Linked DNA regions of Homo sapiens: region 1 is linked to region 2. A link is an interaction called in ENCODE POLR2A ChIA-PET data of the cell type or tissue named here. Cell type or tissue: MCF 10A. All regions are shown on one strand. Links, peaks and the distances in the headings refer to the core of each region. The heading gives the core; the rest is flanking DNA.

Region 1 (4,400 bases), core at 160-4,159, 92 kb after region 2:
GGAGGGGTGTGAGGCGGTAGGTCTGGCTAATGTATAATGCTCTGACACAGGGTTGTGAAGTAGCAATATTAATTTGGAGAGAGGATGGTGCTTCGCTTGACTCAGCCTCTAGGCTAAACTTTCCCTTTGGCATAAGGAGTTTGGAGGTCCTGAGATTTTTTTAAAATTTTCCTTTACATTGGGTATGTGTTTGTTAAATGAATGGGAGTGGTTGCCTTTAGAATATTCAGGTAGGATGTTTAGTGGATGTTGTAAAAGAGCATCTAGAGCTTAGAAAACAGGAGGAAAGGTTGAGATTTAGAAGTCATGAGGTTTCTAAAAGCTAAAGCCCTGAGTGTCAGGAGATGTGGGTTTTAATGTAGAGTCTGTCATTATATTGTCCTGGGGTAGTAGTCACTTCTCTGGCATTGGCAGTCCTTGTTTGTAAAATAAAACTCTAGACTTGATCTCACAGGCCTCTCCCAACTCTGAAACTTTGTTCTAAAGAAGAAAATATATTCTCTTAAAATTTCGTGGGCTAGTCTATAAGGGAAAAAAGATGCTTTAGCAATGGTTTGGGGTATATGATGTCATGAAAGTAATATTCTTTTTACTGTCCAAGTCAGTAATTTACTGTGTAGAGAATTGGAAATGGACCAGAGGCAGTTTCCCAGAATAGGTCATTATTTGGTGTTAGTAATTGGTCATTCACGCATCTGCATACCCTTTGTTTCCTTAAGTAACTCTCCTTTCTGGTAACCACCTTAGGTTTGTCAAGGTGGAAGTCATGTGGTCAAATCAAATGGAAACACAAGTGTGTTAGGTATTAGATTCATTTTCCTGTCCCCAAAGCACCCGTTTGGTAATGCTGGCAGAAGACATACATGCGGCCAACAATCATAGGAAAAAAAGCTCCACATCACTGATCATTAGAGAAATGCAAATCAAAACCACAATGAGATCGTATCCCATACTAGGCAGAATGGCTATTAAAAAGTCAAAAAATAACAGATGCTGGCAAGTTTGTGGAGAAAAAGGAACACTTATACACTGTCGGTGGGAGTGTAAATTAGTTCAGCCATTGTGGAAGATAGTGTGGTGATTCCTCAAAGACCTAAAGACAGAAATACCATTTGACCCAGCAGTCCTATTACTGGGTATATATTCAAAGGAATATAAATTATTCTGTTATAAAGACACATGCACATGTATGTTCATTGCAGCACTATTCACAGTAGCAAAGACATGGAATCAACCTGAATGCCCATCAGTGATAAACTGGATAAAGAAAATGTAGTACATATGCAGCCATAAAAAAGAATGAGATCACGTCCTTTGCAGGGACATGGATGGAGCTGGAGGCCATTATCATTAGCAAACTAACACAGAAACAGAAAACCAAATACTGCATGTTCTCATTTATAAGTGGGAGCTAAATGATGAGAATACATCGACGCAAAGAGGGGCACAACAGACACTGGGGCCTACCAGAGGGTGGAGGGTGTGAGGAAGGAGAGGATCAGGAAAAATAACTAATGGAGAATGGGCTTATTACCTGGGTGATGAAATAATCTGCACAACAAACCCCCATGACACACGTTTGCCTGTGGAACAAACCTGAACATGTATCCCTGAACTTAAAAAAAAAATCAAATTGATAGTCTATAAACAAGCTGCCAGAGGCTCCAGTGAAACCTGGGAGCTGTGGGCAGAGCAAGTAGGCTGTCTCTGTTACACTCTGCCACCTCCTAGCGGTAGCAGCTTTTAGTTCCTGTGTCACAGAATTGAACATTTTCCTGCTTTGCAAGGAACTTTCAAAGGCTAATTCGCCTTTACTCTCACCTGCTTCCGTGGAGGAGGTGAATAAAGCCTGTATTTCAGTGATGTAGTAGTTTCTTAGGCTGCTGTAACAAAGTACCCCAAATTTGGTGACATAAAACGAGAAATTTATTCTGCACAGTTCAGGAGGCCAGAAGTCTGAAATTGAGATGGCAGTAGGGGTAGTGCTACCTTGGGAGGCTGTAGGGGAGAGTCTGTTCTTTTTCTCTTCCTACCGCTCCAGTTTCTGCTTCTGTGGTCACACTGCCTTTTCTTCTCTGTCTCTCCTTTGTACATCTTTCATTATGAGGACACTGTCATTGGATTTAGAGCCCACGTGGATAGACCAGATGATTTAATCTTAAGATCCTTACTAACATAGCGAGACCCCATCTCTACCAAAAAAAAAAAAATTTTTTTTAAAGATCCTTTTTCCAAATAAGCTTACATGCATAGGTTCCAGAGGTTTGATGTGGATATACCTTTGGCATGGGCAGGGGGCACTGTTCACCACACTATAAGTGGTTAGCGCCTTTTCTCTCCTTTAAAAAATAAAAAATCTGTAAATTCTCACTGCTGCTAGCACAGCTCTGTGTAAACCAGTGTTTTTTTTTTTTTGTTCCCTACTGAGAGCCAGCTTGCACCTTGGTCTACCAAGAGTTGCTGCTCAGTACATAGCTGCTTCATTATTTGTGTTGATTGCATTATTTATTAACACAAATAGCCATTTAGTTTTTTTAATAGAAAAAATAATTAAGATTTTGCATAATGTTTGTAAAAAATGGAAAACTTGATACAGAGATCGAAGAGGATATAAAATAAGATAAAAAATAAAAAATGGAAAATTTGATAGCTTAAGCCACTAAATTGCCCTTAAGGTGGAGTGCAAGTCAGTAACATTTCATTTTGCAGCATGTATAAAATAATTTCTGTTTTAAGGCTGTCTTTAACTGTTGCTCTTCATTTCTCTGCAGGTCTTTTAGATAACCCTGAACTTCGTGTGGTCCTTGTCTTTGGTTATAATTGCTGTAAGGTGGGAGCCAGTAATTATCTGCAGCAAGTAGTCAGCACTTTCAGTGATATGAATATCATCTTGGCTGGAGGCCAGGTGGACAACCTGTCATCACTGACTTCTGAAAAGTATGTCTTGTGTGCTTCTGATTTCGTCTGTGAATGAAGGGAAATGGTCTCAGGTTTTGTCACTTTGGGGTTAACAATTTAAAAAACGTGTTTAAAGAATTATTAAGATAATAGTTCATTCCATTTTGTAGTAGACATTGGCTAAGGGGCTTACTGAACATAATTCTGCTTACGGTTGAATAATTACATTTTTATATATATTGTCCTTCAAGAACTTCCTTGAGTCACATTCTCCTTAAAATTTGACATTGCCTGTTGATCTTTCCTTTGACAGATGTGGTACTCTGTGTGACCTCAATGTGTCACCTCCTTTCTAGTTTCCTCCTTTAAAGGAAACACATGGTTAGAGTGTATCTTTATGGCAAAACTTCTCAGAGCTTCTAATATGCCCAGTGCTGTGGAAATCTGGAAGGAGAATAGCATTACCTGTGACAGTTCCCAAATGTGTTTGGTCACAAAACTTTTTTCCACAGAATGTCTTGCAAGTCGTACTGGTTTTTGGAAATTCTGTATTAGATCTTTTGAAAGGCTTTTTCAAGCTTAAAAATTGTGGATCTTTTTTGTTACTAAGGCTTTTGCTTTCAAAGATAAAAATATTTGCTCTTCTGTCTTGGGAGCCATTACTTCCTTTCCATCTTGAATGAAAATACATATCATTTTGAGTTTGAAACAATTAGGTGGACATAAATATCATTTGTTTCCAGCAGGAAAATCAGACCCTACCCCACCCTCAATGCTTGTAAACACTACTATTTGTTTCCCACTCTGTTTAATATTTGCATCCTAGAGTGGTGACATGGGGACAGACTGTTGCAGATCAGTATCTATAAGAATAATGTAAGTCATCCTAGTTATAGTCTCTCTTCTGGTTATCTCTATGAGCTAGATCTGGGAAAATAGCTAAAGTTGAGGTCCCTGGACTGCCAGGGAGGAGGAAGAGAGGAAGGCCAAGTACGTTGAATCCCAGGCAGGATATCAAACACTGGATTTTGTGCATACATACACTGAATTCTTGGTGGCTATCTAAGTTATTTCCCCTCTTGCCTAATTTTTCCTGTGTCTTTGCTATTAACTTAAATTGTGTACGGATAGGGCAATGGTGATTCAACATACAGTTTACCTTTGAAATGCAGATACCTCACTCAGACTTATAACATCTGAGGTGCTAGCTTGTAAGTGTAGCTATTTGTATATCATCTACTTTTTATACCTAATAAGAGAAACACCCCCCACCCCAATCATTACTCTTCACATGACCCATTAATTTTAATGTGGTCTTCATACTCTGTCAGTGGTTAAGAGAAACCATTGAGTAAATGAGGGCTCCATTTTAATAAAGTCCAGATAACCCAACTGACCCAGTGCCCCAAAAGGAAGATGTATAATTCTTTGAGGCAAGATTGACAATGTATATTAACAATTCTGTACCAAAGAGGAAATGTGATAAAGTTTTAAGAGCAGCA
Region 2 (4,400 bases), core at 235-4,234:
ATCCATAAATATCTCTAAAAGATAAGGACTCTCGTTTTTAAAATATGATAGTAATAACAACCTGGGCATGATAGCTCACTTGAGCATTTTGGGAGGCTGAGGCAGGAAGATTGCTTGATCCCAGGTGTGTGAGACCAGCCTGGGCAACATAGTGAGACCCTGTCTCTGCCAAAAAAATATTAGCTGGGCATGGTGACATATGCCTATAGTTCCAGCTACTTGGGAGGCTGAGGTGGGAGGATCAATTGAGCCTGGGAGGTTGAGGCTACATTGAACCATGATCACACTATAGCACTCCAGCCTGGGTGACAAAGTGAGACTCTATCTCCAAAAAAAAAAAAAAAAAAAAGTAATAGCCATACTATTGTCACATCTAAAAAAATTTAACAACAATTCCATATTATCATCAAACATTTAATGTTCAAATTTTCCAGTTGCCTCATAGCTATTTACTCTTGCCCTCACTCTGGTAACTAAATCTTGATGTGCACGCTTAATTAGTTCTCTAGGACGCATGCTTAGATTTGAAGTCACTGGGTAAAAGGTATATTATACTTAGATCTAGAAAGATCTAGATGTTCTCACTTGTACCTCTTAAACACTTGTATACTTGTTTGTAGCCTTAAACATTCCAGAAGAATGTTTTGTATAAATGTGACTGGAAGGATGAGGAGAAAATCTTTCATTTGAGGCTTTCATATGCTGATGACTGAGAGGATGTAATGCTCTGAAAGGTTCCTAGCAATTTACCACAGTAGACGCCAGGCTGATACCCCCAGCCCCCATCATCAGCATCACTGGAGTCAGGAGGGCTTCCCACTCTGGAGGAGCATCCTTCCTTCTCAGTGGCCCAGGTGATCTTCCTGAAAGTGCTGATGTCTCTCACTCAACAATCAAGACTCTATCTGTAGAAACATGGCTCTTCCCAAGAGGAAGATAAATATTCCAATCCAGTGAAGTTCCTATGCCACCCTGCCCACTCAATGCTAATTTATTTGCTATTTTATATTTATCTATAATATTTACATTAAAAATTGTAATTTATATAGAAGCAGCACTGGTGGAAACAGACAGACCTGGGTTAAAACTTTGGCTTTATCAGTTATTTATTGCATAATCTAAAGCAAATTACTTCCCTTTTCTGAAACTCAGTTATTTAGGGGCATAATGATGGTTTCCTAGGTTGCTACAAAGAAGTAGTAGTTTAGGACATAGCAGGTGTTCAACAAATATGTGTTGAACAAACAAATATTTTTAAAGAGAATTTTTTTTTTTGAGCCAGAAGAAATCTCAGAACACACCCTCTGTATTCTGGAAATGAGAAAACTAAGTTCAGAGAAAATGTGAAATTTTTTTGTTCATTCATTTAACATTTATTATGAACTGAGTATGTGTCAGGCAAGTATGTGCTGAGCACTGAGGATATAATTAGTAACATCTCGTCACTGCTCTCAAGGGGTAAGGAAGGATGGACATGGCTATATCAAGCTCTATGTGATATTATTATAAAATGATAGAATTATCTAGTGTTGTGCTATCCAATATGGTAGGCAGCAGTCACACGTGGCTACTTAAATTTAAATTAATTACAATTAAATAAAATCAAAATTCAGTTCCTCAGTGCTTGCTTAGACAGCACATATACAAAATTCAGTTCCTTAGTCACACTAACCACTTTTCAAGTGCTCAGTAACCACCTGAGGCTAGTGGCTACCATATTGTGGCAGGCATAGAACCTTTCCATCATTGCAGAAAGTTCTATTGGACAGTGGTGCTTTAGATCTTCTCCCCAGAATAACATTCATATGCATATATCCCAAATTCATACCACTTCAAGGTGTTTACATCTTGGTCTGAAAGCCCTTTATAATACAGGCAAGAGAGAAATGATGAGTGTTGCTAACTAAAACTAAAATCAAAGATAGGAGTTTTGTTATAAGCCAGAGTCCAAACTTGTGAAAATTGTAGCTTAGAAAAACTTTCTGGCTGAGTTGGCTGCAGTTGAATAATGAGTCACTTGTTCATTTCAACAGGGATGGGCTCAGTTTCCTGTGCCTCCTGGGTAGTGCTGTGGTTGTCTGGGCCTAGTGGCCACATGCTGATGTGTGCTCACTTTAGACAGGGAGAGGTCCTCACCACTTCCCTGACATTTTAGTCAAACTAGATCACTTCTCTCACAATTTACTTGCAGTCTTTCTAAGTAAGGATGTTACATGGGTTTCACCTTCAGTAGGCTATATTCACGTAACGATCATTTAGTGGGTGCTTTCTATGTCCCAGGAACCAGGCTATGTGCTACAGACATGAAGAGGATTAGGACAAGTTGTTCATAATCTCGCAGAGGAGACAAATGAGAAACCAGCTAGTCATAACAAAGGCAGAGTTAAATAAGTGCTGTAATAGACAAGGTACTGGGAAATTCAGGAAAAGGAGGGACTAAAATTCAATATAGGGGACTAGGGAAGGCTCACTGAAGGAGATGGCATTTGAACACGGCCTTAAAGAATATGTTAGACCAGAATAGCATGGAACATATAATTGGGCATTCTTCCACATTCATGTTCTTTTTTTAAAAAAATCTTTTATTTAAGGTTCAGGAGTACATGTGAAGGTGTGTTACATAGGTAAACTCATGTCATAGGGTTTATTGTACAGATTATTTCATCACCCAGGTATTAAACCCAGTACCTAATAGTTATATTTTTGGCTCCTCTTTCTCCTCCCACCCTTCACTCTCAAGTAGACCCCAGTGTCTTTTGTTCCCTTCTTTGTGTCCATGTGTTCTTATCATTTAGCTCCCACTTATAAGTGGGAACATGCGGTATTTGGTTTTCTGTTCCTGCATTAGTTTGCTAAGGATAATGGCCTCCAGCTCCATCCATGTTCCTGCAAAAGACATGATCTTGTTCTTTGTTTATGGCTGCATGCATTCAAGTTCTTGAAGTCTGAAATTCTTCCACTGTGCAGGCTGTGGCAGCTCTCATATTTCCTTTCACACTGAACCTGCTCTGTCTTCCTGGAGACTTCCAGCCTCCCAACCCATCCTAGTCTCACGGTCCTTTATGCACTTCTAGATGAGACTCCAAGATCAGAGTTTTCAAGCAGATTTTTTTTTTTTTAGTACTTCTTTGTCCTCTGGCTTCTGTTTTTATCTATCGTACTAATCCCCAATCTTGTTTTGCTGAAATTCATGTTATCCATTCAGTATGAGGTCTCTCAACAACTCTCTAGTCTAACTCAACATTTCTTTGTGTCTTCCCCAATTCTCTCCCCCAACCCTATCCTCTATGGAGGGGGCATTCCTTTCTATGAGTAACTCTTTATCCCATGTTTTCTCTTCCCTTCCAGGACCCAGTAGCATGCTTTTTCTCCTCTCTCGTATCCAGTCTTCATTGCCTGTTAATGGTTCTCTCCTTAGAGGTAGATCCAGGGTTTTCAGGGCCTAAAGCTTATTTAATCTTGGGAGTCTTCTTCTTCTTCAAAAAAAAATACAAAATTACAAATATCAAATTAAGGGGGAAAAGTTAATACTTACTTAGAAGGGGGCTGTGTAACTGCGAGGGGCCCTGAAGCTTATTTCATAGTGAGTCCATCTCTGTCTGTCCTATAATAAAAACCTAACCAAACACAAAAGCTTCCCTTTGCTTTGCTATTGCAAACCATTATTCCATTTCTCTTTCTCAACACCCTGAAACTTTTCAAGAAAGTAGACTAGGTACATTCTCTTCACTTTAACATCACTTTGACCTCATGCCCACCATGCTATTGCAATGGTTTTCTCTGAAGCACCACTGACCTTCTAATCCCTAAAGCCTATGGCCTTTTCTTGGTCCTGAACTAACTTGTCCCTTCCATAAAAATTCAACATGAGTCATCCTCTGACTTCTTCAAATGACTCTTTTCCCACTCAAGCACCAATGGTGAGCCTTCCTCAGGGTCCCTTCAACATCCCAGGTTGTCTTCCCTCCCTTGTGACTCAATGATCACACCTATGGCATGGCTTCCACCATCACCCACCTGTGTGGCTGACCCAATTATGTGTCCTTTGCTCTGACTTCCCTCATAAACTTCAAACTTAAGATACAAACTCTCTACCTACGTTCCATCAGCACACCAAATTCAACATCTTTTTCTTGATGTGTCAATGGCATCACTCCCTCCCTGCCATCTGCTCTAGAAATTTCAAAGTGTTACTTTAAACAAATTTCCCCTCTCTCCTTCTATCCTCCCGTCATTTCTAAGATCTAGCAGTTCTACTCCACACTGATTCCCTAGTGTGGTTCTTTCTACTGCCATTTCCCGTACTTCAATTTTTTTCACTCTTGACTCAGACTGATTCAAAGGCTCTTCATTGTTTGCAGCTAAGGAGCCTCAGAGCTGAGTATGACTTGCCCCATTGA

The links. Peaks named below come from ENCODE experiments on the same cell type or tissue, not always from the same donor. Only the 100,000 strongest peaks of a DNase experiment are listed, where the experiment ranks them.
Region 1: POLR2A ChIA-PET joins it to region 2 with 5 read pairs; 10 of 35 experiments call an interaction of 5 or more read pairs at or near these places.

What each region holds. Positions count from the first base shown.
Region 1 is chr15:75,927,113-75,931,512 of GRCh38, forward strand. FBXO22 (F-box protein 22) reads left to right here. Exons shown (of 7, transcript NM_147188.3): 6 at 2,772-2,937. Among named protein-coding and RNA genes, the nearest start is that of FBXO22, 25 kb to the left of the region's middle. In MCF 10A, for the core only: CTCF peaks have their summits at 1,757 and 2,295; a DNase peak (open chromatin) is centred at 1,709.
Region 2 is chr15:75,835,065-75,839,464 of GRCh38, forward strand. No RefSeq gene overlaps it. Among named protein-coding and RNA genes, the nearest start is that of UBE2Q2, 6.2 kb to the right of the region's middle. In MCF 10A, for the core only: no CTCF peak of the experiment used is centred there; a DNase peak (open chromatin) is centred at 2,057.